Regions from separate parts of the Mus musculus genome. Here region 2 is linked to region 1. The links are chromatin loops, found by intact Hi-C in ENCODE. Cell type or tissue: left cerebral cortex. All regions are shown on one strand. Each heading gives the region's core, and the rest is flanking DNA. Links, peaks and the distances in the headings are about the cores only. Region 1 holds the start of Fbxl22 (F-box and leucine-rich repeat protein 22). Region 2 holds the start of Rps27l (ribosomal protein S27-like).

Region 1 (16,414 bases), core at 6,564-9,063:
GAAATAGTATGCCTTGAGGACCACTGGGATAAATAGGCTCCATTAGATCAAGCTGAGGAAAGAAGAGAAAGCTGAGAAAGGTTTAGAGGAGGAAGTGAAGCTGAGCGGGAGTCTATATGTGGCTCGAAGGTGTTGGTATCATGGAGCAAAAGCACAGTGACAAATGCATGGGTCTAGGATCCATGGTGGCCCATCAAGTATCAGGCCACACCTAAGCTCAGCTAGACATTGCCCTGACTGATTTTCCCCTTAGGGGCCCTAGAGCAGGGAGACCAAGGCTAACTAACCTGAAACTCCAGAGAGCAGTGAAATCCTTGCTTTTCCTTGCCTAGCCAAGTTCACTTGCTACCCAAGTTACCAAGGAAGCCCACTGTTTTAAGAATGCACAGTTTATAAAAATGAGTAAAGAGACCCGCAGTGGTGGTGCACGCCTTTAATCCCAGTACTTGGAAGGCAGAGGCAGGTGGATTTCTGAGTTCGAGGCCAGCCTGGTCTACAAAGTGAGTTCCAGGGCAGCCAGGGCTACACAGAGAAACTCTGTCTCGAACCCCCCCCCCCCAAAAAAGAGATTAAATACACAGCAGCTGGGGTCCACGATCAGGAAGAATCTGAGAAAGTTAATAACCTGGATCTGACGAAGCTCCTGCAGGGGTCTCCACTCCACAGCTCTACCAGACATGGTGTAGACTCAGGTTTCTCAAGTATTAGAGTCAGTTTCTTGTTTTGAGAGTTGGGTACAGAAACATTTGTATTTTTCCACACAGAATATGTATCTTTCATAGACAGATTCTACGTTACTAACCGTAGCAGGAGTTCAGAAACATTTGCTGTACAGGCCCAGTGAGCACAGAGGTCTTTCGTCTTCTCTTGCGGTATAAAAGCAGCCAGACGGTGTATGAACAGAGCCTCACCTACAGAGCTAGGTGGCTGGCCAGTTTACCAAACAACAGATTAATTAATATCTTTAAAAGAAATATAGAAGCTCTGCCTTATCTAGGGAACAAAGGACAGAGATTAACTGTCTACACTCTTTTTTTTTTTTTTGGTTTTTCGAGACAGAGTTTCTTTGTGTAGCCCTGGCTGTCCTGGAACTCACTTTGTAGACCAGGCTGGCCTCGAACTCAGAAATCCGCCTGCCTCTGCCTCCCCAGTGCTGGGATTAAAGGCGTGCGCCACCACGTCAATGTTCATTTTAGAATTGACCTGGGTCATTTTACTTCAAAGTAGTCTTTTTCCTCACAGTGCCCTATAAAAGCCACCTCACTGTAATGCTGTCAACCCCCAATCTTTTCACAGATTGCCTTCGCAGCTTCACTGACCTAGAGGAACTTGATGAGACAGAGTTGTATATGTGCCATAAGTGCAAAAAGAAACAAAAGTCCACAAAGAAGTTTTGGATTCAAAAACTTCCCAAGGTCAGTGATGTGTTTCAGATAAGGTGCAGTTCTGGATTGGTCTGTGAGGTTTGCAGTCAAAACTGAAACCTCTTGATGATTTATAAGGTACACAGGAAGAGAGCGGTGTCATCAGAAGAGAATCTGGGGCACCTAATGTCCTGAGCCTGTAGTTCTGGGTAGGCACTGAAAGGTGAGTCACCTTGGAGTCGGTTCTCAGTCTCCACCCCACTCTGTCACCAGGCACTGTGCTTGCACCTGAAAAGGTTTCACTGGACAGCATATTTAAGAAACAAAGTCGATACATACGTTCAATTCCCACTGAGAGGCCTGGACATGAAGTGCTACCTACTAGAGGTAAGGAAGCCAGGGGAGGAAATCTTCACAGAGAAGTAGGCACTGGGCTGCCCTTGACAACTGCTCCTAACTGAGCCCTTGGGGTACCCTCTTTTTTTTTTTCTGTAGCCGGAGAACAGTGGTCCAGACAGTTGCCTGTATGACCTCGCTGCTGTGGTTGTACACCATGGCTCTGGGTGAGTTGTCAGCTTATTGGAGTTGGGAGGACTTGGTAGCCATACAAGATGGTGTGCAATTTCTAGTTACACACCAATTGTCCCAGTACTCCTTAAAAATGGATTCTGGGTCATTATAGGGGTGCAGGATGCTGCGAGGATGCTGTGAAGCATGAGGAACATAAGGAAGGAGAGTCAGGAATGCTCCATCTTTTTCTATGTACCACTACAAATCAGTTCCTTATGCCAGTTCAAATTGAAGAGGTGGTAATATTTGAACTAACGTACCATGTCATCTACTTTTAAAGATTAGTTTTTAGTTTTGCCAAATAACATCCGATTTTTTTTCCATCCTGGAAGTTTGAGCTGTACTTTGGGTGCCCTTTTCATTTCTGGTCTGGTAAAGAATCATTATTTTACTTTCAAACTTGGACCAGTGTCCTCGGGCAGGCCACCACCCATGTCACAGTTCCTTCCCTCACTGCAGACGTGGCTCCATCAGCTTGTCAAAACTGTGAGTCTGGCAGGAGGCTGAGTCCTCCTCCTTTATAAGCATCCTGTTGCTTCTAAGTTTGTAGGATTTCCATAGACATAAGAAAAATCAGGTATATTCCACATTAGTAGTTAAGAGACACTCTTAGTGTCTTTACTAATGGAAATATTTTTATATTCTGCCTCACTTTTTATTCCTGGAATCCCTGCTAAAGATAGAGATTTTGCTGAGTTGTCTTCCAGTCTGTCTGATCCTTCCTGCCAGTCCTCTGGCAACTTTGTATTTGGCAATAATTATCCTTTTCCCCCTTGACTTCCTACTCTTGTTTTATAGCTGGGTTGTTGCAGTGTCTTCCTGACATTGCTGGCACTGGACAGTTTTGTGTCCTCTCTGCATGGATTCCACGGTGACTGCCTCATATAGCCTCACCCCCACCGCTGTTTTCTTCACAGTACATGGGAGAACAAGACTATGCTAAGGATCTTTGTAGCAGCTGTAGAGGTCTCCAGGGCACCTGCTCTCGTCTCACTAGACAAGAGGCTTCCGCTTATGCTTTCAAATGCTTACAAGCATGTCCACAGCTCCCTAGCTTCTGTACTGGCTCAGTGCCATCTTCTTTGTTCTCGAAATTCATTTTTGTGGTCAGTTGGTGTATTGTTTCCCAGTGTCAATATATTCCTTGTCTGGGTTTAGAGGAAGGTAAACATAAGAGCTCAACTAAGCATCTCAAATTAGAGATCTTTAGGATTTATTCTCTAATTACTGTGCTTATGAAAATTGATGACCTTTAACACTGCTCAGCTGTAAAGATCCTTCTGTGACTTCTGTAGACTTTTCTCATCGTTTGAGACAGAGTCTCACTATGTAGCCCTAGAACTTACCATGTAGAGTAGGCTGCCCTCAAACTCACAGAGATCCAGCTTTCTCTGTCTCCCAAGTGCTAGGATTAAAGGCATGCAACACCAGACCTTTTTGTGTTTACTATTTTACTCTATAGTCTTTTTTTTTTTTTTTTTTTTTTTTAACTTTTTGCCTTTTCTTTACAGGGTTGGTTCTGGACATTACACAGCATATGCAGTTCACGAAGGCCGCTGGTTCCATTTCAATGACAGCACTGTGACAGTGACTGATGAGGAGACCGTTGGGAAGGCAAAGGCCTACATTCTGTTTTATGTGGAGCGTCAGGCCAGAGCTGGAGCAGAAAAACTGTAATACCTCCTGACCATGAGTCATCAACTACACCGGACAACATTTCCATTTTCCATAAATACTTGATCCAAGAGTCAAATTTCAGTATGCACTTTTCAATTTCCAGTTTGGGGTTTAGTTTGGTCAGTGGTAGTGACTTACCCAACATGAGCACCAACTAATTTTTGTTGTTGTTCTACCAGAAAACCTCAGCAGGCATTTTGATTGGCTGCTTTAGTTGTAATAATTCAATTTTTATATGTAGTTTCCAGAACTTAGTTCTGTTTGACTTTTTATATTAATGTTTTCAGTTCTCACCGAGGCACATTTGCATTTGCTCTATACTCACATGCTGAGAGCCACCCTGACTGCTGTCTTCATAGCAGCCAGGTCAGCGACTCCATCGTGAGGATCGTGTGTGCAGGTCTGTGGCCCACCGGTTTCACAGTGACTGCTCAGGAATTCCTTCCGACTGCAGACCAGGCCGTCACCACTGCTGTGTCTCAGGGTTGCTGTGCCTCAGCATTAAATAACTCTGCCAGTCCCGTTGCACCTGTGCTAGAGTTCCAGAACTGCTCCATTTCTTGTCTCTGGTCTTCTTTTAATATTTTCTTGGGGGCAGACAGGCTAGGAACACTGACAAGTGCAAATACGTGTTTAAAAGCCCTGCGATTCAGCTGCATGGTAGAGGTATGTCCTGTGGGTGGATCTGTCTGACCATCAGAGGTGAGGTCTTACCCCCCAGACCTGACTTCCAGGCAGAAGTGGAGTCATAGAAGCTCTGGGTTTTAATTCACTCCCTGCCTGAAGCAGAACCAGGTGAAAGTATATGTCTCTGAACAAGAATAGTTTTTATTAAATTCAGTAGCTTAAAAAATACTGTTCACAGAAATAGGTTAGAAGCACTATTTGGACCATTTAAAGAAGGCAGCTAGTGGCAAATGCTGGAGGCCAGTGATTCGGTTTGCAGGTATTGAAACCTTTAAGTCAGAGTGTACAACTCCAACACAGCCTGTTCCACATCCACCTCCTCGAGGGACAAAATGCACTTCATGCAGACTTTTTACTAATATTTTTTCTATTACAAGTAAGTTTGGTAGCTTTCCTTGTCCAGTGAAGTTGATGGAGACGTGGCTCAATTCCACATTAATATTAGCTACAGAAATCTTCATTCCCTCAGAACAGAAATTACATTCTGGATCAGTACCTTAATACACTAACTTGAATCCCTCAGTACAATGACCGTATGACTAGTGTGTCCTTGGTCACACTAGTTATGTCAGGGCTGGGTACAGGACAGTGCAGGGCAAGTACCTTTCCATAGGGTTCTCTTGCACAACACAGGTCTAAATTTTATGCAGAACAACAAAGCTGTGACATGTGTAAGCACTACAACTTAGATTTAGTGCAGGAAGAGGAAGTGTGCTGAGTTCCATGAGGTAGAGGCATGTGCAGCTCTAGTTCTGCTGGTTTGAGCCACAGATCGAGGGTCGAATGATTTGCTCTAATATATCAGAACTGTGATAACATCACAGCTAAGCCTAAATGAGTCTCATCTAACGTTGCACACAGCTCCCACTAATCCAGGCTCCTCTGGCATTTATATCTTTGCCTCTGACTGGGCAACTGTAATGACTTACACAGTACGCACACAGAGCTGGCACTGTCAAGCCAGGTGGAGCAGCAGCAGCAGACTGGGCCGCTCTGTGGGGAGAGTGGTCATTAGGCAACACTTTGGCATACAAGGGAATGAATCATCTCTGGAATTTTTGTAGCAGCTTTATTGCTTGGTTTTACTTAAGCAGCAATGGCTGAGTGACACCATGAAGACTCTTTGAGAAAGTGACTGCACCCATATGCAGTGCCCATCTGAACACCCATGATGAAGTACATGTGCCTATTTGTTTTAAATCTAGCCTTACTGCACCGGTTACAGGCTTCTCTCTGTACTGTCTAGGGCTTTCCCACGTGTGTTCTAACCTGCATGCAACTTTTGCTCAGAGCGTATGCTGAGGCAGGGCCTCATGCATATCCTGTCCTGTCAGCCCATGGCAACAGGAAACTCCAAGTCCTCCCACACAGGTGGGGATAGAAACAGTTTGTGGCAACACAAGTCTCTCCATGGTGGAGAACTCTAAGCTTATCCACTGTATTCTACTCAGTGTGTAGTGGCAGATGATGTAATTAAACCAGTCATATGCGCTGGCCCTGGTTGAGTGTCGTGTGTCACACCTGTGGTACCTGCTCAGATTTATTTCACTTCTTTGGTTTACTTTATATGTTTAACCCATTGTAACCTCTACCGTCCCCTAAACTCTCTCATGGTCCTCCAACTGCTGAAGTCACCTCTTGCCCAGGCTTTGGAAAGGCTCAGGTAGGAACTGTTTCCAGAGCATGGGTCTTCTGACAGCCCCGAGAAGATGCCACAGCACAGGAAAGAGGAGGCACATGTGTGTGTGACTGTCACCACTGGGCAGTAGCCCTCAAGGGAGTGGTGGCCATGCCAAGATCATTGGCCATTAAGACTTAGTAGTCTGTATGATGCCAAGATGTCATTGTGCACGTTACCATTCATTCTGGCTGCAGACGAATCACATCCTAGTCCCGCCTCACCAGCTGGGCTCTTCTGTGGATTGTTTCCAGGCAGAGCAAGCCGGGCAGTGGTGGCGCTCGCCTTTAGTTCCAGCACTCAGGAGGCAGAGGCAGGCGGATTTCTGAGTTCGAGGCCAGCCTGGTCTACAAAGTGAGTTCCAGGACAGCCAGGGATATACAGAGAAACCCTGTCTCAAAAAGCCAAAAAAAAAAAAAAAAAAAAAAAAGAGGAGGAGGAGAGGAAGGAAGAAGAAATGGCAGAGCAACAGCCATCAGGGGCCAGTCTTGTAGCCTACATGGGCAGGAGGAAAGGGGAGTAGTCATTAAGGGGTTCTGTGGAGTTCTTTCAGGGGAAGCTGTAGTAGTCTTAGGTTTCCACCAAGTTGTATGCACTTAGAGCAGCTTCATACTTCCAGATCTGCAGCACAGCTTCCTAAAAAGCAGGGCAGCTGGGGGCTGTGTGCAAGCATTGAAACCCATCAGACTTGCAGTTCACTTCCAGTTATTTACACTTCAATTAAGTGTTCAAAAATAGAAACTGCCCACCCTCACATATTGGGGAATGCTATCTAGGACAGATAATGAAACTCTGCAAATCACCCACGAAAAAGAACACATGCACCAGTCTGTCTGTCTCACACACACGTGCTAGCTTTTAAAATAACATTTCAGATGAATCTTATGACAGTTTAGGGTAAAAATGGAGCCATTTGGGCCTTGCCATTGGGGTTTAAAGATAGCTCATCTTTGCAAGGTAGCCATTAGTGTCCTGAGCTAAAGTACCAAGCATGATCCTCAGATTCCACTCACAGTTTGGGGCATGGTAAAAATGACCTCTTCCTAGCAAGGGTGAGCAGAGGAGCCGCACCGACACACTCTGATACCTAACAGCTAATACTCACTGTCCTGCTAGGAGAAAGGCTGCAAGCCCAGGAAGGGCTGTTGTCGCTAATTACCTCCAATGAAAACACCTTAGTAAAAGCCAAGAGCCCTGTGCTCAACACTTATCAGCTCAGAGGAAAAGAAATCCCTTTTAAGGAAAACTTGTAACTTCAATGGGCTGCTCTTCTGCCAGGACTTTCAGGCCCTCTGAACATAAGCCGAACCACAGATGGCTTCGAGTAAGTCTGGATCCTGACACCCGCCCTCCCCACCCCGAGCTTCAGCACCAGTTGTTGGCCAAAAATAAACACCATTCCTCAACCATATATGTCCACCAGTCCTGATCTGGGGAGGAAGCAGGAGGCAGGTCAGACCCTTTCTGGGCATTCACGTGCGGCCACCACTCACCATGCACATAACCCAGCTCAATCGGGAGTGTCTGCTGTGTCTCTTCTCCTTCCTGGACAAGGACAGCCGGAGGAGCCTCTCCAGGACTTGCTCCCAGCTCCGAGATGTGTTTGAGGACCCCACCCTCTGGCCCCTGCTGCACTTCCATTCTCTCGCAGAGCTCAAGAAAGACAACTTCCGGCTGAGCCCTGCGCTGCGCAGCCTGTCCATCTGTTGGCATTCCAGCCGTGTGCAGGTGTGCAGCATCGAGGACTGGCTCAAGAGCGCCCTCCAGAGGAGCATCTGCAGCCAGCACGAGAGCCTGGTTAATGATTTCCTCCTGCAGGTGTGCAACAGGTAGGCCACCTTGCCCCTGAGCACTGTGGCTTTGTTGGCCCTGGCTCCAGGGAGGGCTGGGAAGCACACATTCCAAGAGCAATATGGCTCAGATTGAGACCAAGGCAGACAACCAGTGCCCAAAGAGTTGGGTTAAATCGGCTCACTCTCAGCTCCTAAAAATGCTGCTGTGGCAAATGAAGTTGAGTTCAGCTGGGTTCAGCGGCTCCTTGGAGCAGCTGTCTTCACTGGCAGCCATTAAGGCCTGGTTGGGTTCAGCTGAGCCTGGATTTTCAAGGTCAGGCTCCCAAAGGCATCAGTTGGCTCAGGCCTCTAATTTGGCCAAAAATAAACACCATTCCTCAAACAAGAATGCAGTTACCGAGGCCTGAGAACTGCTGCTAAGGAAGGAGAGCTAGGGTGCTCAGGTAAGCTGAAGCAAAGCCTATGCAAAGTAGCAGTGAGCGTCTCCTCTGGGGAACACACTTGTCCTGCACAGCACTCAGGGATGGATTTCAACTGTCAGGGCATAAGGGATACTCTGAGACATAGTGTGCTGTGCCAGTGTAGGACTGCCAGATCTTAGCAAGTAAGATACACACCACCCAGTTATATTTGAATTTGAGATAAACCGTAATAGGGGATGCCCTGAAAAATCCCCTATTTGATCTTTTGATGCCACACATCCCTCCCTCCTCCCCCCAATCCCTTGCACAGGCTGAGCCACAAAATGGGTCAGTCACACCTTCCTGTGCAGGGAAGCTATGGCCAACATGGCTGTGCCAGCTGCTGAGGAGAAAGAGCTCCCTGCTAGCTAAGAAGCATGGGTGGTTGCTAGCTGCTGCCATCTAGGGTTAGTACCACTGTGGGCTGGCCTCACCACAGAAAGTAATTACAGGGGCCTGCCTTTCACTTGTTCTCTTCCCAAGTTGGATTTGGGCTTGGCTCTGACAAGACCAGGCAAGGCCATTTTGATGGGTTTCACTAGGCTGCAAGGTTATGGGCAGAGTGTGTGTGTGTTTGTGTGTTACAATCCCACAGTGGTTCATTCTTGCTGGAAGATAACCAGGTTTAATCCCTGAAACCAGCAAGATTCGATTTTTACAGGATCTGCTAAGCACCTGTCCCCAGTGTCAAAGAAAGTGCAAAGGTATTGAGTTTCCAGTTCTGATATTGTATAACTGACCTCAGACCAAATGTTTAAACGCCCACCTCATACCTTTCTCTGCAAAATGAGAAAATCTGTATCACAGGACCAGAGGATGGAGTGACAGTAATTTGAGAAAGGTAAAATGAGCTGGGGGTGTAAGAGAGTCAGCTGTTCTGAATTCTTCTGCCTTAGTTGGGTTTCAGTCTAAACCTTAAGGCCAGATCAGGCAATATGCTGAGGGCTTAAATGCACCTTCATAACCATCACGAGTAACTTGCCAAGTCACTTGAGCCACCGGGAGCCAGTCTCCTCATTCACAAAACTGGTGTAGTAGGTGTAGCGTGCATGATGAGGGAGGCATGGGCTCGGCGTGTGAAATGGTACCAAGTCCAGCACACTTTAAATTTAAACCTTCCCAGGCACAAGGGAGATGAGCTGCCCCAGCTAGGTGCAGGCAAGGCACTAAGCGGAGGGTGGTGTGGAAAGGAACCCGACCCTCCAATCCACATTCAGCTCCTCGACCACAGGGCCCAGGCCCACTGGAGGCTCCGCCCAAGGAGGAAGCCACGTGACCATCCTGGGCTCTAGGAAAGTGGGTTGTGCCAGTAGTGGGCTCTGCTCACCCGAACCTCAGTCCTCACAGGTGCATGGCTACACACTGCCCAACTCTTCTACCATACAGAAGTCAACTTTGGTTCAGTGATAGTCCGGTCACATTACAAACTCCAGGGCCTGGCGCTAGCGGCCCTGGCTTTCAGGCTGCTGACCCAAAAGCCGAAGTAACTGTTGCAGGCAACCGAGCTGACGGTCTGACCCAACACTATGGTTTTCAGTCACTAACCACTACCCCAGGAGACCTCTCCGCCCACAGAGTCCCTGTCACGCATGGATCCCAGCCTCGGGGAGGATCAAAGGCACACAGCTGTCCCTTTCAAAGACCCCTGATAATGGACCCCGTAGATGAAGGGGCCGGGGGCCCTGGCTACAGCCCTAGCCCCTCGGACTCGCTGCAGTCTCCTGTGAAGGAGTTCTGCTGCGCCTCAGCCCCGTGTCACCCCGCTCTCCCCACAGGTGCCCCAACCTGACGTCCGTCACGCTGTCGGGCTGCGGCCACGTCACGGACGACTGCCTGGCGCGCTTGCTGCTCAGCTGCCCGCGCCTGCGTACGCTGCGCCTCGAGAACTGCGCGCGCGTTACCAACCGCACGCTGGCGGCCGTGGCCGCGCACGGGCGCGCGCTGCAGACTCTGCACGTGGACTTCTGCCGCAACGTGAGCGCCGCCGGCCTGCTCCGCCTCCGCGCCGCCTGCCCGAACCTGCGCCTCAGCGCCGAACGCAGCGCGGCCATGATACCCGATCAGCCGCCGCGCGCACGCGTGTGCGCTGCCTCAGCTTTCTCGGCTGCACCGGGGAGACAAAGCATGCCTCACCCCACGGGCTCCTACTGAGGATGCGCGCGCGCGCTATTAAAGGAGAGGATGCATGTAAAACTCTGGGTTTCTCTTTAAACGTCTGCCCCGTCGCGGCGCGCTGACTCGCCGTAGCGCCGGGGCTGCTTTCTAAGCTGGCGAGGAACCTGCGAATGGCTGAGGGGAGAACCCGAAATGAGAGTCTCCCTGGCTGCTCACTGCCAGACCGTGCGAGATGCACAAGCCATTCTAGAAAACTCACTCCTGTCCCTGCATGACTGATAGTTACTATTATTTCTCCTGTTTCTCACAAGGGAAAAAAAAGCATCACTTTTAAAAAGCCAGTATTTAAAGTAGTAGCCATAGTTAAAAGTGCTTAGATAGGGAACCATTTTTACTTGATGCAAAAAATGAGACTAGTTTTTCTGGCCTGAGTCTGGACTTCTAGGTCAACTTCACTTTAGTTGCCAAGACCCTGTGGCCACGGCCCTCTCAGTTCACCCAGCAGCCTCCCTCTCTAGGCAGGGGATGGGCAAGCAGGTTAAATGAGCACAGCTAGGGGGTGGGGAAGCTCAGCCAGGCTTCTCTGGCTGCCATCTATAATCAAGACTCCTTCGTTTATCTGCAGCCAGATTCTTTTTTTTTTTTTTTTCTTTCAGATTTCTGTGACATGGTTTCCCAATCCCTATCCACAGGTTCCTTAATTTATTGCCCAAATGGAAAACAAGAAAAAGACAATTTTCTGTTCTGTTCGCGTGGAACCCCTATTCTAGGGAGACAATAATTGGTACAAAAGAAGGCTTGTGGGGTGGGTGGGGATAACCAAACTAAATGTCATGGAGAAGGTTGACACTTGAGCCATGAAACCAGCCAGGGAGCCAAGCAAGCCATATGGAAAGTGCTACAGTCCAAGAAACTGCAGGGCACCATACTGGAAGCATTCGAGGGATGTGCGACAGCAGTGAGATCAGCATGGCTGAAGCAGGGAGAGGAGTAGAGAACCAGATGGAGGGAAGTGTAAAGGACAGATTATGAGGAGGATAAAATGAGCCCTTGGAGGTAACCGCATGCCAGCAGGAGCCAGACCACCAAACAGCGAAAGTGTGTGAAGTTCCACTGAACAACATTCAGGCACGTGTGGCAGGCATAGCCTCCAAGGCCCTGGGGACTGCTGAGGGACTTTCCTGCTGCTGCCAGGTTCTGAGCTGTGGCAGTGCCTCACCCAGAATCAGGGTACACAAGTCGTGGCCTGGTGTAATGCCTTCTAATCTTTGGGAAAGCTCCCAGTGGAGTGTTCCAACTGTGCTGACGATGTTCCCACTGGCAGGCATAGCTCAGCAAGCACATGCCACCTTCAGGGAAGGTGGGTAAGCCACTAACCCTTTACTGACAGCAAAACCAGAGAAAACTGGGCTCTAATTTCCCAGATCTGTAAAGGGAAGACCAAATGGTCCCCAGGCCCCTTTTTGCCTGCTCTCCCAATAAATGTCCAACACATACTTTTTTGCTAAATACTGAGCTTGGCAGACACAGAGCTTCATCTGACAAAGGTCACATGTTCATGGACATCTGGGAAAAGCTTGGTTTTTGAAGGTAGAGGGTTTATGTTTTCTTGAGACTGATTAAGGACATAAGTTGGCAAGTATTTGTTAACTGAACGAGGCCAGCAATTAAGGAAATACACAAGTCTCTACAAGGCAAACCAAATCCCTGCCCTGAGACCCAATGGCTGGCTGCTCTACAGATAAGGAACACTAGTCTTCAAGAATCAAGAAGAGGAAAATAAAAACACAAACAAACAAAAACTCAAAGCAAGCATGCAGGTTTCCAGCTAAGAGGCAGCATCACCATGCTATCTGCATCTCTGCAGACCTGAGACAAGTGGGTTTGTCGGGCACCATCTTACTAGAGTGCTCCCACAGTCTCCAGGCAGAGCAAATCTTCTGTCAAAGGCCCAGATCCGGTTAAGGCATTATTCTCAATGGCAATAAACTGAAGCCTGCAGACTGCTTGTCACTAGGACAAAGCCTAGAGGCACAAGCAGGGCCTTCCTACCTCAAGTCCAGAATTAAGGGCATATCTTTATTTAGAAGTCTCCGGTGCCCCCCAGAGACTTGAATCTTTTTCTAGGGAACCAATTCCATATGAAAACTTCAATAAAATGATGCCTGGATTCTCAGCTTTATCAGGGATGTTCCTTCAGATTTGGAAAGACAAGCACTCGCCTTTCCACTGGTAAACTTGCCTTCCCGTTTCTCTGCCTGGTACCTTATTTGAGCAGGCTGTCAGCAATGGCCTTTTCATTGAGTCCACAGGAAGCAGCCTGTGACACAGATTAGATGGGAGGAAAAGAGACAAGCTGCCTACTGACCTCCAATGCTTTCTGGTACACTGCAGCAGGAGCCTCACAGCAAGGGGGCTCCTCTTTCCCACCACCCGGCATACTCAGCTGGCACTCTTGGACAGATGAGCAACTGCCACTGACCACAAGGGCTGGGTTAAACACCAAGTGGGGCTCTGTCTCAGTCCCTCATCCACACACTAACCCTTGTATGAATGTACACTGTCAGCCACCCATCCACTCACTGATGCATGTGCACAGCTGTCTCTTTTGGACCACTGTCCCCTTTGCTGTCCTTTGGTACATTGGCACAGAGGTGCTGCCTCACACCAGCCATGCTTGAGGCTCTGCTGTAGGCCGGGATGCCAGCAGCACAAGGGGAGGGAGGTGTGAGAGCCCCGGCTCCTCCTCGGTAGGTATCCTTTTCAGAAGAAATCTGTCCCCAGTTTCTGAATGGCCCAGAGAGCAAGGTGACACTGGCAGACTGCAAAGCTCACTCTGTTTGGGCTCATGTCTGCTTCAACTTCTAGCCTAGGCACCCCTGGATCAACAACAGCGGCCCCACTCTGATTCCTGAATCTGCTTTATTTCTCTGCATAAGGAACCCTGCACAGGCGAATCAAACTAAAACAAAATAAATATATGAATATTCATGTAAAACTGTCCTTTCTAATGAACAATTATACACAATGTACAATTTCATGTTCACTGGGTGGGCTTACAAAAATGTATCATTCTCAACTAAAAATACACCAAAATGGCTCCATGCAAACTTATCCACAGTGACCAAAAAATACAGAGGAAAACCTGACTGAGCAGTTTCTGCTCTTTGTTTTGTACAATCACAGAAAAATAAAACCATCTAATTTCTTTGTTTCATTTGAAGTAACTAAATGTGGCCACTGTTTGTATCAGCTTATGTTCCTAAAACATCTATGTAGTTACCATAAAAGTATACCAACATCAAATTGGAAGTGAGCATTATTGAGAAAGGTGGGTGACAGCACCCTCATCAGTCAGTAGTCAGTGTCAGAGCCCTCTGCATTGTCCACATTTCTTGAGAGCATGTAGTTGTCCATGTCAATTGAACGGCAGTTGTTGATGGCATATCTCAAGCGCTCAGCCATGACCAGCTGGCTGGAATAGGGGGGCAGCCGCAGCTGGAAGAAGCAGGTCTGTGAGGTAGGCAGACTGTCATAAGGCTGTGGAGAGACAGACCAAGAGCTGTTAACAAGTGCACTGCCATCCCAGGGAGCATGGGGCTACTCATTACCACCCAAGACAGGAGAGAGCCTCTCCCTGACTTCTGGCTGATCTGCAGGAGTCAGAGAGTAGGTCTCAGCACAAAGCACAGAGGACCCACTGTCGCAGCTGGGGACACTTTCAGTTGGGCTTCATCCTCCTTCCCACTTCCTGCAATGGCCTGCAATGGAAAGTGGAGTCCTGACTAGGGCTACTTGGGAGACCAGAACCTGGCAGAGAGAAGAGCATGCTGAGAGCTCCCTGCTGTCCACCAAGGGGCAGGCAGGCCTGAGGTCATGGTGGGGATCCCCACAGAGAGTGAAGTGGAAGGGGCTAGGGTCCTGTCCATGGCACCTCACCCCTTCTCTGCTGCAGTGTGGTCTGAAGCCCCTCGCTGTTGTTCACGGATGGTGGGGAAAAGCAGTGAAGCCCAAGGTGTGCACTTAACTAACCATCATGAGGATGTGTTTACACAGCTGCGTTTTCTTGTTTTGTTTTTCTTTTTGGCTTTTCAAGACAGAGTTTCTCTGTATAGCTTTGGCTGTCCCCTCAAACTCACAGAGATCCACCTTCCTCTGGTCTCCTGCATGCTGGGATTAAAGGTGTATCCCACCACTGCCCGGCTTGGAAAGAGGGTTTTTTAAATTTTAATTAAAAAAAGCCCCGCCCCCTTTAAACACATGGTCTCACTATATAACTCTGGCTAGCTTGGTACTCAGTATGCAGACCAGGCAGACCTTGAACTCACAAAGATGTACCTGCCTCTGCCTCCTAAGTACTGAGAGTATGCCACTATGCTTGGCTTTAAAAAAGAATTTTTAAAGTACACAGCTGAAAATGGCTTCTTTTAGAGGGCAGGTTATATATCTTCTCTGACCCACCCTGCTAACAACCATTTTCCAAACGATTTGCAAGGACAGTAATGATAATTATGATTCTTATTTTTTTAGACAGTGTGATTTGAATATGCTTGGCCCAGGGACTGGCACTACTAGGACATGTGGCCTTCTTAGAGAAAGTGCATCACTGTGGGGGTAGTCAATGAGACCCTCCTCCTAACCATGTGGTAGCCAGTGTTCTGCTAGCAGATATCTTCAGATGAAGATGTAGAACTCTCAGCTTCATCTGCACCAAGCCTGCCTGGAAGCTGCCATGCTCCTGCCTTGATGATGATGGACTGAACCTTTAAACCTGTGAGCCAGCCCCAGTTAAAAGGTGTCCTTATAAGAGTTGCCTTGGTCATGGTGTCTGCTCACAGAAGTAAAACCCAAGCTAAGACAGACAGGGTCTGTTATGTAGCTCAGGCTGGCCCTAACTTGAACTCCTTCCTTAGGTGCTAGGATCACAGTGTGTACCACTGCTGGCTACACAGTATTTAATAGTAAATGTCTCTCCTTGCAGTGCTGGGTTGTGAGTGCCAGGGAAGCACTTCCTACTGGCTACATCCTGACCCCACCCTTCCTCCCTAGCTCTTTTTGAATCTGTGCTCTTCCTCAGAGCACCCTGACAACTGGGCTGCATTCCAGTGGTGGGATCTGCATCCTCCATGTATGAGAGGCTCATCAGCCTCCATATGAGAGCCACTGATGCCAGAGATATGGGCAGAAAAGCTGAGGACATCAAGGAAGGGAAGGACATCAGATGGCTCAGACACTTAAATGTGGGTACTAAAGAAGTGACCCAAGAGCCATAGAGGAACACCCCCAGTAGTCAGTTTACTGAGGCAGGGGATTAGTAGCAGTAACTCCTGGGGTGACTGGGCAGCCTAGGACACAGTCAAGGCAAGGATCATTCCGAGGACTAACCAGAAGGAAACTATTACCCCCTTCCCACTTCACTGTGCAACAACAAAACAGATTGGCCGCTTATAGTCTCTGGCTAGTCATGCAGCAAATGTATGGAAAGGCTCTTTTCACAGCATCCCAGAGCACAGCAGTCCCAGTGAACCACGGCCCTAGCCAGGAGCAGGGCTCCAGCTGGAGGCTGCAGGAGGCAAAGTTCTGTCGACAGGAGCAGTTCTCAGCCTGTGAGTCTGGACCCCTTTTAGACCTTTTTATAGGGGTAGTTTATCAAATATTCTGCATATCAGATATTTACATTATGATTCATAATGGTAGCAAAATACAGTTATGAAGTAGTCAAATAATTTTATGGTTGGGGGTCACAATATGAAGAACTGTATTAAAGGGTCGCAGCATTAGGAGGGTTGAGAATCACTGGTTTACAGCAACCTCCAGGAGCAGCAAGAGAGTGAAGAACACAGGGCACTGAAATTGAAGAAAGTGCTGGGTGTAGCATCTTATTTTCCTTACCATTTCCTTATCAAACACCACGCACCTGCTAGAGGGTGCCCACACACAGGAAGGGGAGGGGCTACTGCTGAGTAAAGAGGAGGAGAGAGATACTGTAAGTGTTGGGCCAGAGAGCAGAGGCCCAGAGGAAATCAGGCAGAAAGCACAGGAAAGAATCCCAGAGCTTCCTGTAAGGGA
Region 2 (16,414 bases), core at 7,525-10,024, 430 kb before region 1:
GCTGTGGGTACAGGGAATTGAACTCAAGTCCTTTCAAAGAGGAGTCAGTGCTCTTAACCTTGGAGCCATCTCCCTAACCCCGAACTGGGGACTCTTTAAAGAGCCCACAATAAAACATTTAAAATCTCATTACCAGGTTTAAAAATGCCATACCAGCCAGGCAGTGGTGGCGCACACCTTTAATCCCAGCACTGGGGAGGCAGAGGCAGGCGGATTTCTGAGTTCGAGGCCAGCCTGGTCTACAGAGTGAGTTCCAGGACAGCCAGGGCTACACAGAGAAACCCTGTCTCTAAAAACCAAAAAAAAAAAAAAAAAAAAAAAAAAAAAGCCATACCTTCTGTGAGCCTGGCTTTTCCTCCTGTGGGCTGGCACAACACAGTTGAACAACCCACACAAAGAACCACAGTCTGTGCATGGCTGAAAACTGTAGTAATCTTGTAGCAACCTAGAAAGGGAAGGAAGGGGAACCATACATTAAAAACTTGAAAAGCAGATGAAAACACAGCCCCAGCTCTTCATTTTTCTTGATAGCATGTAAAGTACTTGTCATTTATATATTAAGTGATGTTTTAACAGAACTTAAGTTTAACAGAATTTCCTGTAAATTCTGTAAACAATAATTATTCTAGAAGTCACTTGTTTTTTTTAAGGTGAAACATTAAATTTAGTATTCCAGAACCGTTAACATTTCAGCATGTAACAGACATGTCATCTGTTTCAAGTTATAGCTTCAGTGTAGTGTTTTACTCTTAAATTCTGTTTCCATTTCCACATGTTAAGTACTAAACAGACACATATGGTATAGCAAACACATCAGACAGCAGTTTGAGAATGAAGAATCAACATATATTTTATTTGCATTGCAAAAAAGAAAATTCATCATCTTAATGATCATCTTAAGTTAAAGACTTAAGTCAACGTATCCTTTACCTGGCTCCCATATGTTTCTACAAAGGTTTGAGTATGTTTCTTTAAAATGACCCTTATGACAATTCTGTAATGTCATTTCTAGTCAACAGTGGATCCTGACTTATTAAAGTGTGAATCTTTCCTGAAACGTCCTTTAGGACAGGGAAATTTGAAATTTTATACCTGGACATTTCACATCCATGAAGTAAGAATTTGGGCTCTGAACCAGCCGTTTCTTCTTATGTTTTTTCTTCTCCTCCTCCAAGGAAGGGTGTAACAGATCTCTAGCCAGCTGTGGAAGGAAACATATTGTTACTACTGGAGTCACAGTACACGGGTGGCAGCCCGAATCACACGAGGAACGCAAAGCAGGAGCAACAGGCACACTCCGCAGAGGGGGTACTTAAGACCCTAACTTTTCAAGATAGGACCACTTTCACCCACACGTTGCCAGTCCTTTCCTGGCACTTTACAGCGCTCGGGCAGCATATGGGAGAGAGAACCCCTTTGTCGTTTGGCTGGGTAGCCATCAAAGCTAAGTAAAAACCAGCGTCTGGCTCGGGCCTCCCCGAAGCCGCAGCGCAGCAGATCAGAACAAGGCCGGGATGACCTCAGCCCCGGGGCTCCACATCCAATGGCCAGCACAGGGCTGCGGCATGCTCGCCCGGGGTGGAGTGAACGTGTCGGAAGCTGCGAGGCCCGTTAGTGACCCTGAAGCCCATGGTGAGCTGGGAGCTGCACCCCACGGGCTGGCCACTCACGCGAGCCCGGACAGGGCCCGCCACGCCATGCCGCGCCGTGTCGCCCGGACAAGTCTCAACAAGCCCGCCATGCCTCGGCCCGCAGGAGCAAGAGACGCCGCGGGCTTAGCCGCCTGCCGAGGCGCCAGACTAACAGAAAGCCTGAAGGAAAGCAAGCCCGAGCCCAAAGTCAAAAACTTACGGGCATGGTGACGGCTCCGCAAGCGCGGCCGCTCCAGGTCGCCGAGACGAACTGCTCGCTTTCGAGCGCCCCTCAGCAACTTCCGGGATAGAGGCGGCGGGGAGGAGTGGAGAGGAGTGGAGGCGGGGGCGACCGCTCTAGGCTCCCGTCTCAGTGGTACGGCTCCCGCCCTGACCGCCGGGCCAAGTCCAATGAGGGACATTTAAATGGCTTCTGCGTTAAACTCCGACTCCGCCCTGCACCCAGGCCGGGCTTCGGAGGCCCGGGCATTAGGCATTAGAGGGAAACCAGACCCGAGGCTGCAACTAGCCTGGTCTCCCCTGTTCATTGTGCGGGGCAGCGGACAGGGGGACACACGGAACAATAATCTTTGTTCTTCGCTGTATTACAAACACCATAGGCGAGCCTGGGAGGGGGCTGGCTCAGCGCTTAAGAGTGTGTGTTGGTTAAGACTGTGTACTGCTCCCGCAGACGATCTGGGTTTGGTTTTCAGAACCGAGCTGGGCGGTTCGAAACTGCCTCAAACTCAACTCCAGGGAGATCTGCAGGTCTTTTCTGATCTCTATGGCACTGCACTCCCTATGCGCGCGCGCGCACACACACACTCATAATTAAATTTAAAAATCTGATTTTGGGGTTGGAGGTGTAGCTCAGCTAATAGCATGCTTGCCTTGCCTTCATGAAGCCTTAGGTTAAATCCCTAACACCACTAAATAAATAATTTTTAACTAGAAAGATCCCACTGACGGGTTGTGAAACAAACTTCTAGTCTTGTGTCTGTGCCTTCTAAGGAGTGAGACTTGAAGTTCTGCACCGGATAGGCTTCACCTCCGGTTTGCTTTGCTCTGAAATAGTTTTTTAAACAAATCCCATTTGCTGCTGTGTTTGATATGCCTCTGTCTCAGAAAACGTGGTAGGTGGCACCTAAGAAAGAAACCTGATATTGACCCCCTGGCTTAAACACACACACATACACCATTTATAAGCTTGACCCTAAGACTGTCCTACCAATTTGGGGAAAAAAAAAAGATGTATAATACTCAATTTGCATAAAGCAGAAGAAAATTAAAACACCGCATTCCCTCATGGAGGAGTGCTCACCCAGTAAGTAAGAAACCCCGAGTTTGATTTCCAGCACTGGATACATCTAGGGGTATGGGGCACACTTATTATAATCCAGCACTTGGGGTTTAGGCAGGAGGGTTGGAAATTCAAGATCATCTTCAGCCATATGGGGCCATCTCTGGAACACCAAAAATGAATAAACTGTAAGTCAATACTAAATATGGTGATATAGATAACTATGTAAATTATTATGTGTGTACGGGGAAAATAATGGTCCTAGAAGTTCCAATGTCTCAATGTCCATGGTCTGTGGTTACTTGACGAGTACAGTTAAGGCTGCAGTCTGCATGAGATGCCTGCCCTAGTCTCTGCCATTTGAACACTTGAGACCCAGTTGGTGCGGTTTAGGCTTAGGAGGCTTAGGAGGTGTGGCCTCATTGCAGAAAATATGTCCCTAGAAGCCAGCTCTGAGGTGTTAAAAGAGTTACATTCCCAGTTTGCTCTCTGCCTCACGCTTGTCCTTTAAAATGTGACTCTCAGCTTGCTGCTCCCGTTGCCATGCCTACCTGGTGCCACACATCCGTGTTATGATGGTGATGGATTCTTACTGTTCTGGAACCATAAACCTAAATAAACCTTTCCATCTAGAAGTTGCCTTGGCCATGAAGTTTCTTCACCATAATAGGGTGGGGGTGGGGATGGCGGTGGGGGTTGGCGGTGTTTGTTTTGGTTTTGATTTTTGGAGATAGGGTCTTGCTATATAGCCTCAGATAGCCTCAAACTCCTGATTCTACTGCCTTAGTGTCCAGCATGCTGGGATGCAGGTGTGTGCTAACACCACAGCAGACATTGCTACTGACGTTGAAGATGGAGGAAGGAGACATCGAGTCAAGGAATGTGGGAGGTTGGTACAAGCAGCAAACCAAGGGAGTGAATCTCCATAAAGAATCTGCTCTTGGGCTGGTGAGATGGCTCAGTGGGTAAGAGCACCTGACTGCTCTTCCAGGCTGCTCTTCCGAAGGTCCGGAGTTCAAATCCCAGCAACCACATGGTGGCTCACAACCATCCGTAACAAGATCTGACTCCCTCTTCTGGAGTGTCTGAAGACAGCTACAGTGTACTTACATATAAAAAAATAAATCTTTAAAAAAAAAAAAAAAGAATCTGCTCTCCTCCACGCTGCTCAGTTTCAACCCAGTGAGATCTGGGTCAAACTTTCAAAACACAGAACTTTACCATTATGCATTTGTATTGTTTTAAACCACTATATTTATGGTAATGTCTTACAGAAATAATAGCTGAATGAAGGAAGACCTGGGAACTGGTCTTAACTTTCACTGTTTTCTTCCCTTACTGCTACTTTTCACAACTAAACAACATATAAAGAACCTTTTTATAGATAAGGCCTTGGCTATATCAGGATTTAAACCGTGGGACCTGTGAGATGGCTCAGAGGGCAAGGTGCTTGCCACCAAGCTGGTAACCTGAGTTTGATTCAGGGAACTCATGTGTTGGATTCCCTAGAGCTGTCCTCTGACTTTAATAAACATGCATGCAGTGTTGGCACACATGATAAATAGTGTTTAGAACATGTGTTTAATTTCAGATTGTGAGGCAAGAAGAAGAATTAGGATTTTCTGCCAGATGGTGGTGGATAAGTTATTTCTCCATTGAAATGAGTCAATTCAAGTCAGATTAGAATATATAAAGGTAGGTTTATTGGGAAGCAGCTTACTGGTCCTAAAGAATTAGGCCAGGGAAGGTGTGTGTATGTGTGTGTATGAGAGAGAGGGAGGGGGTGGGGGGAGAGAGAGAGACTGAGGGATGCTGGGAGAACCTGAAGGCCAGGTCCATTTTGGTATGTTAAATGCACCTCAGCTGTTTTTCTTGGATCTGAATTTCAACGGTGGTGGTACCTTTCTTTAATCCCAGCATTCAGAAGACAGAGGCAGGCGGATCTTGTAGCCTGGTCTACAGAGCAAGTTCCAGGATAGCCAGAACTACACAAAGAAACCCTATCTTGAAAAGCCTCTCAAAAAATTATTAAACATTAGGGTTCTCTAAAAGGATAGAGCTGAGAGAGAGGTGGGGAAAGAAGGAGAAGAAGAGGAGAAAAGGAAGGGAAGAGGAGGAAAATGGGGGTGGGGGAAGGGAGAGGGACAGAGAGCAGGGAGTGGCTGGATAGTCCATCAATGACTGTCGTCATGCTAGAGAAACTGAGAACCCAGTGGCTTCCCGGTTCAGGAAGCTCACTGCCTTAACAGTCACAATCTGGAAAGTCTGGAAGTTCCCTGGAGAGTCCAATGTACTAAGTCTAACTTAAAAGGCCAAGGATTCTAGAGTCTGTCAGACAATGACGGCAGCATGGCCATACCCACTCAGAAGGAAAGTGGCATATGGCCACAGCCTCCATCTCGCTTCTCTTTTTATCCAGGCTGGAGCCTGCTGGAAGGTGCAATTAAGGGTGGAACCTGCAACCCTACCCAGTCAACATCACACATGGCAGTCCTCTGTGGGCAGTCCCCCAGCGCACTCCCCACCCACCCCCACAGTGCATTTCTTCAGTCCTTGCCCAGTCTTAATCTAGTCAGTTAACAATGTCAACCCTGCCCCTGGAACCCCAGAGTGTGACAGGCCTGAGGCTCTCCCTGTTCTATGCTTGAAATGTACAGGAGGATGCTAACCATTGTTAGGGCTTAGCCATTCAGGCCTTTGCACTCTGCAGACCAGCAGCATCCCATCAACTTACTAACCATTTAGAAACAGAGACTCTTAGGGCAGTTTCGAGGATCTTCAGAGCCAGAATCTGAATCTCATCACATTCCAGAGATGTGTGTAAACATCCCCAAATAAGAAGCCTTAACTAGACTTACAGAATTCTTTGTTCTACGTATGGCGCAGAGGGTGTGACTTAGGGCCAGGCACATGCTGAACACATGCTCCCTGAGCCACACTGCCAGCCACACACTGCCTCTTTCTGGAGTCTTTTTTACCTTAAAAGTGGGAATGTCAGATTTTTGCTACTCCAGGGACAAGAATATTTCTCTTGATGGGAGCAAGAGATCATCCACCTTCCCCTGCAAGGGGCATCTGCTTCTCATGCCAGCGAGTCCTGCCCTCCTGTACCATAGGATGCTGGACATTAATAGGACATTAGAAGCATCAAAGCAGCGGCACCGGACAATTAAATGAGAGATCCCGTGACTGTCTTTAAACACCTCTCCAGGTGATTTCTATGTGCAGCTAGGGGTGAGAAGCACTGCTGTGAGTTTTCAGGACACAAACAGATCCTCATCCAAAACAAGTGGCACTTGATGTTGGACTTTCCAACCTCAAGAACAGTGAGTGGTCTTTTTTCTTTTTTTCAAGTACTTCTATAGTTCTTCTTATATTGTCTTTATATATTATTATTATTGGTTATTTCATTTATTTACATTTTAAATGTTATCCCCCTTCCCAGTTTCCCCTCAGAAAACTCCCTATCCCATCCCCCCTCCTCCCTGCTTCTATGAGGGAGTTCCCCCTCCCCCCCCACATTCTCACCTCACCACCCTAGCATTCCCCTATGCTGGGGCATCAGGCCTCCACAGGCTCAAAAGATTTTCCAACATATAGCAAGGACACATGCTCCACTATGTTCATAGCAGCCTTATTTATAAGAGCCAGAAGTTCAGTACCCCTCTTTTAAATGTTATATATAAATAAACTCAGCCAGATGTGATGGGTGTGGCTGTAATTCCAGCATTTGGGAATCAGTGGCAGAATTACTGAAAGGGTTCCAGGCCAGCCTGGGCTACAAAGTGAGACCCAGTCTTAATAAACAAACAAATGGAACTTTAGTAGCCAGATGAGATCTCCTAGAATCTAGCCTGCCAGCCTTCCAGGGTCAAGTCTCTGGCCTTCTCCTCATCTCCCCTGCCATCTCTGCCTGCAAACCTTCTGTCTGCCCAAGCCACCAGGGAAGAAACAGAGCTACTTACTTTGAGTCATAGGAAGGCACTCTCTCCAAGCTTCTGGTGATCCTGCAGCCCATAGGAAAGATGCTCTGAGGTCAGCATAAACGAATGGCTGGAACCTCTCCCTTTTGTGGACTCTTATTGCCTACATTAATCACTTTTTAATAACCACTGCTGTCCCATGCATACTTTGTCTGTATTCTTTCGCTTAAAATTCCACATGCCACTCAAAGGTCAGGGTTTGTTCGTTCCTCAGATGCTAGAAATGAGCTGCGAAAGCCTGCCACTTGACACAGCTGACTCGATGGCTGCTCTTTGTGGACTAGCTGTGTGGTTCAGCTAGAATCCTTCTAGTTTCAACTTTTCTGGATCTTTCCTGGTGAATGCCATTTATTATTCCTCCCTTAATTTTTTGGATGAAGAAAAAAAAAAACCCAAAGACCTCTGAATTCTGGGTAGTCTTCAGTTAATTCACTTCTAGAACCGGGAGAATAAGCTGTACTTGTTTGGGGATTGATGACAACACAATGAATGTGGCTTCTTCTCTTGGGAAGTGTGCATAAGCGAAATAAATGGAATTCTTTCCGATTTTCCCTTAGCTAAAAGCTGATCAAAAGGCTGTAGCTAAAGGGCTCAAAGTGTTAAGTAGAATGAATGGTGCTTTCATTATTTACAACGAAAAACTCCACTATTAATGGAATGTCTGTAACATACAGAGGGCAGATAATGTAAACCCCTCTCTTGGGAGCATGGAGACTTAACTGAAAGCTGTTTTCTTGACTATAAAATGAAGTGTGTGTGTGTGTGTGTGTGTGTGTGTGTACAGGTATGCATATATGTGTGGGTGCACATAAGTATGTGCACATATGTGTGCCTGTGTGTACAATGTATATGCACATGTGTGTACATGTGTGTAAAATGTATATGCACATACATGTGCATGTGTGTACAAGCCAGAGGTCAAACTGTGTAAGTTCCTCAGCAGCTGTCCATCTAGTTTGTTGAGACAGTGTCTTTTTACTGGGTCAGTTGGGATGCCTGGCTGCAGAGCTCTGGGGATCCTCCTGTCTCCCCAGTTCTGGGCTTACAAGCCTACACACCATGCCTGGCTTTTTATGTGGGTGCTGGGGATCATAGGTTCTCATGCTTAAGTGACACGAATTTTGCCCACTGTCACCTCAGTCCCCTAAAATAAAAATAATTTCATAAAGTGTCTCATCAGATGAAACAGTGCATAGTGTAAGCGTTTAATAAATGCTAACTACAATTCATTGTGCTAGTTGACTTTTGAGAGAGAGAGAGAGAGAAAGAGAGAGAGTCTCTACATAGCCCTGGCAGTCCTAAAACTCACTCTGTAGACCAGGGTGGCATGGAACTCACAGAGATCCATCTGCTTTTGCCTCCTGAGTCCTGGGAATAAAGGCATGTGCTACCACCCCAAATGCTTGTCAATAGTTGAAAAACTAGTTGGGGAACTGGTAAGATGGTTCAGTGCGTAAAAGTACTTGTGATGGAAACCTGACAACCCGAGTTTATGGACTGGAAGGTAGAAGGAGAGGAGCAACTCCACAAAGTTGTCCTCTGACCTCCACAAGCATGTGCATGTGCATGTGCACACATTCACACACACAAATACATACATACATACATACATACATACATACATACAACAACAACAACAAATAAAAATAAATTTAAAATTAAGATCTCAGCTTGAGCTGGACCTCCTGGTGGTACAGGCTTATATCTCAGCCACTTGAGAGACCAAGGCATAAGAATTGTAAGCTCAAAGTTGCATGGGATACCGAGTGAATTCAAGGCCAGCCCGAGTGATCAGAGACCCTATCTCATAACTAATTTCTTGTTCTTTTTCAGGGCTAGAGCTATACCTTGTGACACAGTGCTTGTCTAGTGTGCATGAAGCTGGGGCTCAGTCCCAGTACTGAAGAAGGAAGAAGTGACTTAGGCCTCTACATCTTATGTTGTTGATCCAATGTCTTTACATTAGCTCCACCTTAAGTAACGTGAATATTTCCCATCTGTATAAAGAACGCATTTCATCAAAAGAAAAGAGACTGTCCTTTCAAGTTCCAGTAGGTGGCGCAAGGAGCTACTTGTCCTACATGTGCTGGCCAAGAGAGAGGTAGGTCATCTTTGTTTCAGGAGACTTCCCCATCTGCCTGGTTTGTGCTAATGACTCCACACATAGCTATGTAATTTCCTTCAGACACAGTCAATGGGTACCATCGGTTTTCCTGAAGAAGGTATACAGTGTATTAGACAATTGATCATGAGTTTATTTACCCTTAGTATCTTCTCCTAAATATTGCATTCATCTGAAACTAGTTAACTGAATTAAAATTACTTAAATTCCTCTTACACAAAAATGTCTCTACATGAAGCATGGGTCCTAAACATGTCAAATTATGATGATGTCTTGTTCAAGTACCCAGTAGAGGCCTGTTGTTATGAATGAGGGCAGCTGAGCAGGCTTTGTATAATGTATAATCTCAAGCAATGGCATTTGGCAAATGAGTTTGTGGCATGCAAGGTCTATGTGTGCTGGTCCATAGTTTTTTCTCATTTCTGTTGTGTAAATAATCCCATCGTGCTGATATCGAACTATTGAAGGCCAGAGAGGTTCCCTGGAGCAGGAGTTACAGATGGTTGTGAGCTACCAGACATGGGTGCTGGGAACCAAATCTGGTTCTCTACAAGAGCAGCAAGCGCTCCTTAACTGATAAGGCCATCCCTCCAGCCTCAGAGGACTGGTTTTGAAGGATAGAAGAAGCCTGGTTAGGGATGAAAGCCTAACCATCAAGAAGCAAGCTCTGTGACCGGGAACTGGGACTCGCTCTTGTCATCAAAGCAGAAGACAAGAAGTCAATTCACAGTAGCTTGTGTCCCTGAACTACTGTAATAGGGTACCTCAGAGCATTTAGCTAGACACAGGACTTACCTTTGAATCTGGGGCAGGGCCATACCTGCATGTCAGAGTCAGAGTCCCTGAACTCGGCCTGATCAATTGTTGGAGAAGCTGGATAGGATTTGGATGTTCCTGATGGCTGGTGTCTGTCTGTTTGTTTGTTTGTTTGTTTGTTTGTTTGTTTCTGAAAGATACATGATCAGTGTCATCTGGAGGTACAGTGGAGGTACAGATTGCCCTATAGAAAAATCCCAGGCTAGACAAAACCCTGAGTGTAGCATCATAATCCCACCCACTTCCCTACTTCACAAGAAAATATACCAGGAAATGACTAGATGAAGAGAGAGCATCGTTCCATAATTTTTTACCTCTAATCTTACCATCAGGAATTACCTGTGTGCCTGCCACTGTCAGGCATCGTGACAAAAACCCCAGGGTGGGCATCAAGCCAGGCCAGCGTGATGCAGCAGATCCCTGGCTTAGCCCCTCTCCTTGCCCGCCTATGGGCTTAGCTCTGGCTTGTTGAGTTTCAAGTAAACGAGACTTCTCACACTTGCCCTGAGCCGAAAGTGAGCTGAGCACTGGCCATGTGCCAGGGCCAAGCCCCATGGGAGTGGGAACAGAATCCTGAGAGGCCGGCCACTGGGAATGAAGACGGCTATCCTCTGGCTGCCTCCCTTACCCTCCCAGGGCAACCTAGTTTCTCATCTCTTCTCCCAGATACTTTGGTTTCTTCTTTCCACAGCCCACTTGCTCTCGCTTCCCTGTGCACGCACTGAATAAGGCCTCACCTCCCTTTTATATGCTGTCCTACTTCTGAGGCCAACTGTGGCTGACCAGAGTTCTCTGTCCCAATTCCAAATGTGGCAGAGAGAGAATCATTGTCTCAGTGTGGCTCTACAGTGTCTGCCCCAACCATCTGTGGCCAGGGCAGCAGAGATACTTGAGGTGATAGTAGCTCCTGTAGAGGGGCCTGGGGAAAGGAGGCATAGGTCAATGGAACCCCACAGGGTACTACTCCTTCCTAAGCATTGTCACGACTTCCCGTGGCACTGAAATCCTCTCTAGACTGTCCATTGCTGTTCTGTCTTCTCCCTGAAACATGGGATGTTAATTGAATATAGTTTGTTTGTTTGTTTGTTATAAGACATTCTCTCACTGTGAAGCTTTGGCTGGCTTGAAGCTTGCTATGTAGATGAGATCAGACTCATAGAGATCCATCAGCTCTGTCTCCAAGTACTGGGGTTAAAGGCTTGTGCCACCATACCCATTGGTCATAGTTTCTTATAGAAAACATTTTCTCCATAATCTCAGGGGGAAAGATGTCAACAACTTGAGGCCATAATGATGTCTGTGGTCCATGCAGCTGCTGGGACCCATGTCTGGGTCTGCAGCGGGGATTGGGGAGGGGTGTTGATGTCTGTGGCCCGTGTTATCACTGAAAGCCATGCAGATGTCCATGGACTGGGCTGCTCCTGGGGACTGTATGGGTATCCATGGCATGCACTGCCACCAGAGACCATGCTGAGGTCTGTGGCGTGTGCTGACACTGGAGGCCAGGTGGATGTGTGTGGTCTGTGCTCCAGCTGACTGTGAAGGACAAGGAAACTTCTACTGCAGTGGTATCGACGACTGCAGACGCACAGTTGAAAAAAGGGAGACACAGAAGGCTTCTGGGACAACTCCTGTCCCTTAATAAAAGGAACAACCTATACAGGAAGCCACTAAAGAGAAGTCATAAAAATTGTGATAAGGATGATGGTGTACAGTCCCTCACAGTTGATGGCTAATGGTGGGGGGCTCAGTAGGGGGAAGGATTCGTTTTTCTTGAAGGGGCTGGCCACAGGGAGTTTGAACATGCTCCAGTGACTATATGGACAACACAAAATGGACTTTTTTCTTTTTTTTAATCTTTAGGTTTGAGGGGATGGGCAGAAGGTCACTGGGGTAGAGGGAAGACCTGGAAAACTGGGAAGCAAAAGTGATCAGGGAACATTATGTGATATTCCCAAATAATCGATACAAATATTATGTTTAAAAATCTCTACAAAAAAAAAAAAAAAAAACAGGCTGTGCTCATGTGGAATAATCAAATCTGGAGGTGAAGCATGGAAGGAAGAAAGTGTTGAAATGACAATGGCAGGCATGCTAAGAACTCAGTTGACAAGATCTAAGTGTTCCCAGGAGCAGGTTCTACAACCTACAAAATGAATATGCACAAAACCCAAGCGATTCATTTGCAAAAAGCCTTTTAACACAGGGCTATCATGAATATGTGAGAATTGGTTCAATCGTACTTCAAGGAACCAAATAATAAAATCTGAAATTAGGGGTGAGAGGCAGAAAACCTAGAGGTCCTGATCCCAGTGGATTCCTGCCCCAGGTATAAGACAGCATTAAAGGAGCTATGGGCCAGGTTTTTAAAACCTGTTTCTAGGTTTGAAAAGCAACTGAGACTCCTTTCCCTATAATCTGTAATTAATGATGACAAGAGGAGGAGGGGTGAGGAGGAAGAGGAGGCAGAGGGAGAGAAACAGGCAGAAAGATTTCCTATGCAATTGTTTTGTGTTAGATACTATGCTAAGTTCTTCACATGGACTGTCTCATTAGACACTTTATTTTGAGACAAGGTCTTATGAAGCCTAAGACAGATTTTTACCACTGGCAAAATATCCAGAAGAAAGGTCCTCAGAAGAGGAAAGGCTTATTTCAACTCCTGGCTTTAGCGGTATCAGTTCATGGCCAGTTGACTCCATTGCTTTTATGCTGGTGTTGAGACAGACCACCATGGTGGTGGCAGAGTATGACAGAGAAGGAGGCTCACCTCATGGCAGCCAAGAAGCAGAGAAGGTCAAAAGGGGCCTGGGGACCAGATACAACTTTTGAGAGCATGCGTAGTGTACCATTTGCTTTTCTCTTGCTGTGATAAAACACCATAACCCAAAATCAAACTTAAGGGAGAAAGAATTTCTTCTGGCTTATGGTTCCAGTGGAGTAAGTTTTCATCATGACTATCAGGCAGAGCAGTGAGATCAGGAAGCTGAGTGCTCCCATCTTCATCAAATACAAAGCAGGGAGTAAACAGGAAGCACAGTCAGGGTTTAAACTCTCAAAGCTCCCTTCCAGTGATGTAGCTCCTCCAGCCTTGCCATCAACTAGGAACCAAACATTCACATGCTGGACCCATATGGGACATTTCTCAGTGACCTACTTACTCCAACATGGCCCCACCAGCTACCAGCCTATTCATCTAGGAACTCATCAATGGATGGGATGGACCCATTGATGAAGCGTGTGCTCTTGTGTTCCAGTCACCTCTCGGTTGCATCGCCAACTGGGGCCCGACACACAGCATGTGACTCTCTGAAGATATTTATTATCCTAACCCCAAAATCCAATAAATGTGTGGAAGTTACAACGTACTGCTGCAGATATTGTTAGATGAATTGTGGGGGAGAGGTAACATTCTCATTATGGTCAAAGGAATGAGCAGTTCCCAGGGTGACTCAAATGGACCAGCATGACTTCTGGTAAACCAGATAGCTCTGTCCCTATGAGTTCCACTGAATGCGATCCCCATAAGACACAGGAGTAGTCCCCCGAGGGCCCTGATCCTTGTTGCCTGTGTTCAGTACACAATTGACCCAGACAAAAATACTATCAACGTGAGCTGCCAACCGGAACAAGCCAGAAGACTACTTGCCAGGGAGATCAATGGAGATCACTTTGTCTACCAGTCTGATGCTTTCGATCTCCGGGAGCTTTCCAGAATAGCCTGGAGTCTAAATGGATGCACACTGTTCTTTTGGGTTGTGAAAAACAGCTATCACCTGCCACTAGCTGGACCCAGTGGATCTTGGTGCTGCCTGCCAACCAGACACGTGAGACGTGCACTGGTTTCGTGTTTGTGCCTCTCTATTACCAAGCCTGCTTTCTGTCCGGGGAAATGCACCCCTGCGAACAGGATTTGAAGGCTTAGCTGTGGCAGCCATAAGCGGGATGCACTCCAAATGTAGCCGACTTGGAGTGAAATAACACTACTGCTCCTTTTCGTTTATGAACAACTTTACATCACAAAGCCCATCCCAATCATCATTAATTAAACCTGCCACTCGTCGCCCTCTGAAGCAGGGCTGAATCAGTCTGCTCATTTCACAGCTGACAAAGCAGATAGAAAGGCCCAGGGATTTGCTGAAGTGAAGTGGGGTTTAGTCCAGGAAACCTGGCCCCATTCCTCCTCTCATTCATCCTGATTTGCCGAGAAGAGGCCTGTAGAATGTTCGATGCTTAAGTCCAAGCAGCTTAAAGAACTCGGCTGGGGAGAGGAGCTTGGGGTAGCAGCAGCAGGGCAGCCCAGAGCATCAGTGTGGACCTTGAACTGCCTGAAAACAGGCATGTCATATTTTTAGTGGTTCTCAGTGAATTATAAATACATAATCCTCTGAGTTTCTCCTGCTGGGACAGAAACAGGGTGTTAGGACCCCATGACAAAGTGATCTGCCACCTACCAACACTTTAATATCATTACCAGACCCTCTTAGTTGTCTCGCTGTGTCTGTGGGTTTTACATCTGCAGATACAACTGGCACATTTAGAGACACTTGGAAAAAGCAGTGCCTATACTGAACGTGCAGAGACTTCTTTCGTGCCATTGCTCCTTAACAATAGACTAGGAGGACACGCATAAGTAATCTAGAGATGACTGAATGTTCACAAGAGACAGTGATAGGAAAATTCTGTGCTATTTTATATGAGAGACTTGAGTATCCATAGTTTTTGGAATCTGAAAGGGTTCCAGGAACTGATTTCCCCACAGATCCCAAGAGATGGTGTAGTGGTTTGAATATGTTTGGACCAGTGAGTGTCACTGTTTGGAGGTGTGGCCTTGGGGTAGGTGTGCCACTGTGGGCATGGGCTTTAAGACCCTCTTCCTAGCTGCCTGGAAGCCAGTATTCTGCTTGCAGCCTTCATATGAAAATGTAGAACTCTTAGCTGCTCCTGCACCATACCTGTCTGGATGCTGCCATGTTCCTGTCTTGATGATAATAGACCGAATCTCTGAACCTGTAAGCCAGCCCCAACTAAAAGTTATCCTTATAAGAGTTGCCTTGGTCATGGTGTCGTCTGTTCACAGCAGTAACACTCCAACTAAGACAGATGGCTATACACTAAAACTCAGACTCCGCTGGGAACATAGCTCAGTTGATCGAGTGCTTGACTGATATGTACAAAGCCATATATTAGTTCAATCCCCAGCACTACATGAACTGGGATCATGTTGTAATCCTAGCACTTGGGAGGTGGAGACAGGACAGCCAGGAGCTCAAGGCTATCCTTGGCTACACGGGGAGTTTGAGGTCAGCCTGGATTAAGTGAGGCCCTATCTCCTAAATGAATGAATGAATGAATGAATGAATGAATAAATAAATAAATAAAATGAATGACTAAGCTCTCGTAACCAAGACTTTTAAGACAAGGGTTAATAAATGGGCGAACACAGAGAACCACAGGCTGAAGTGATGGCTCAGTGGACAAAGCACTTGCCTCACAGGTGTGAGGATCAAGTTTGATCTGTAGAGCCCACATAGGAAGCTGGGTACTGTAGTGCACACTTATGATCCTAGAGATGGAGTGGCGGGAGACGGAGGCAGGCAGATCTCTGGCACTCACTGTCCAGCCAGCCTGGCTTACTTGGCAAAGTTCCAGGCCAGTGAGAAACCCTGTCTCAAACAGAATGTGGAGGGCACCCATGGACTGACCCTGGAGCTTGTCTTCTGAGCTCCATGTGCACACGCACACACAGGTGCACCCACATCCATATACAACAAACAGAAAAATACAATTTTTAAATGTCAGAAAAGAAAATACAAAGAATACAACAGTAGTGGCTGGAAGATAGGACCTATCTACAGACTCACTGTTTTTCTGAATCTGTGTGTTTCAATGTCAAATATAGAAATGAACCTATGTACTAGTACATATAGAACTCTACATTATAGGGCAAGTGTCTGAAATGAAGGGTCTAAAAGTCCGAGTTTGGGCTGGTGAGATGGCTCAACAGGTAAGAGCACCCGACTGCTCTTCTGAAGGTCCTGAGTTCAAATCCCGGCAACCACATGGTGGCTCACAACCATCCGTAACGAGATCTGACTCCCTCTTCTGGTGTGTCTGAAGACAGCTACAGTGTACTTACATATAATAATAAATAAATAAATAAATCTTTAAAAAAAAAAAAAATAAAAGTCCGAGTTTTTAGGCATTAATTAGAATTCATGGTCTTCCACCAAAAATACATCAAGGAGACTGTTTATGGATAAGCAATACTATTAGTATTGCTGTGTATTAGTACCATAATTTAAATCTGTTAATAAAACCAAATCAAAAGATTATAATTTCTAATTAATACAAACATTTTTATCTTTGTGTGCTTAATATATGCTAGACACTATCTTAATCATTTAAGATACAATGTGAATCTAATTCACCCACTCAAGAAATTTAAATAATTCATCTCTAATAATGTTTCATCAGGATGATCATTTTACAGGATTTAAGATGCCAGTATAGGAAATTATCCTGGGCATGATGGGACCCTCTGACATAACTTATAACTCAT

Evidence for each region. A loop is a pair of places that touch in the nucleus more often than their neighbours do. Peaks named below come from ENCODE experiments on the same cell type or tissue, not always from the same donor. Only the 100,000 strongest peaks of a DNase experiment are listed, where the experiment ranks them.
Region 2: a loop joins it to region 1, with 2.7 times the contacts of the local background. A loop is called at or near these places in 1 of 42 quality-filtered maps.

The regions. Positions count from the first base shown.
Region 1 is chr9:66,505,610-66,522,023 of GRCm38, reverse strand. It overlaps Fbxl22 (F-box and leucine-rich repeat protein 22), which reads left to right and starts at 7,431. Exons shown (of 2, transcript NM_175206.4): 1 at 7,431-7,805; 2 at 10,006-13,565. The coding sequence starts at 7,471. The coding sequence ends at 10,381. Usp3 (ubiquitin specific peptidase 3) reads left to right here. Exons shown (of 15, transcript NM_144937.4): 12 at 1,297-1,415; 13 at 1,638-1,751; 14 at 1,860-1,927; 15 at 3,446-7,385. The coding sequence ends at 3,611. Herc1 (HECT and RLD domain containing E3 ubiquitin protein ligase family member 1) reads right to left here. Exons shown (of 78, transcript NM_145617.3): 78 at 13,249-13,885. The coding sequence ends at 13,700. In left cerebral cortex, for the core only: CTCF peaks have their summits at 7,750 and 8,642; DNase peaks (open chromatin) are centred at 7,252, 7,799, 8,286, 8,656 and 1 more place; H3K4me3 peaks cover 164 bases; H3K27ac peaks cover 2,111 bases.
Region 2 is chr9:66,931,618-66,948,031 of GRCm38, reverse strand. It overlaps Rps27l (ribosomal protein S27-like), which reads right to left and starts at 1,946. Exons shown (of 4, transcript NM_026467.5): 1 at 1,852-1,946; 2 at 1,093-1,201; 3 at 335-445. The coding sequence starts at 1,857. In left cerebral cortex, for the core only: a CTCF peak has its summit at 8,963 (motif pointing right); a DNase peak (open chromatin) is centred at 8,967.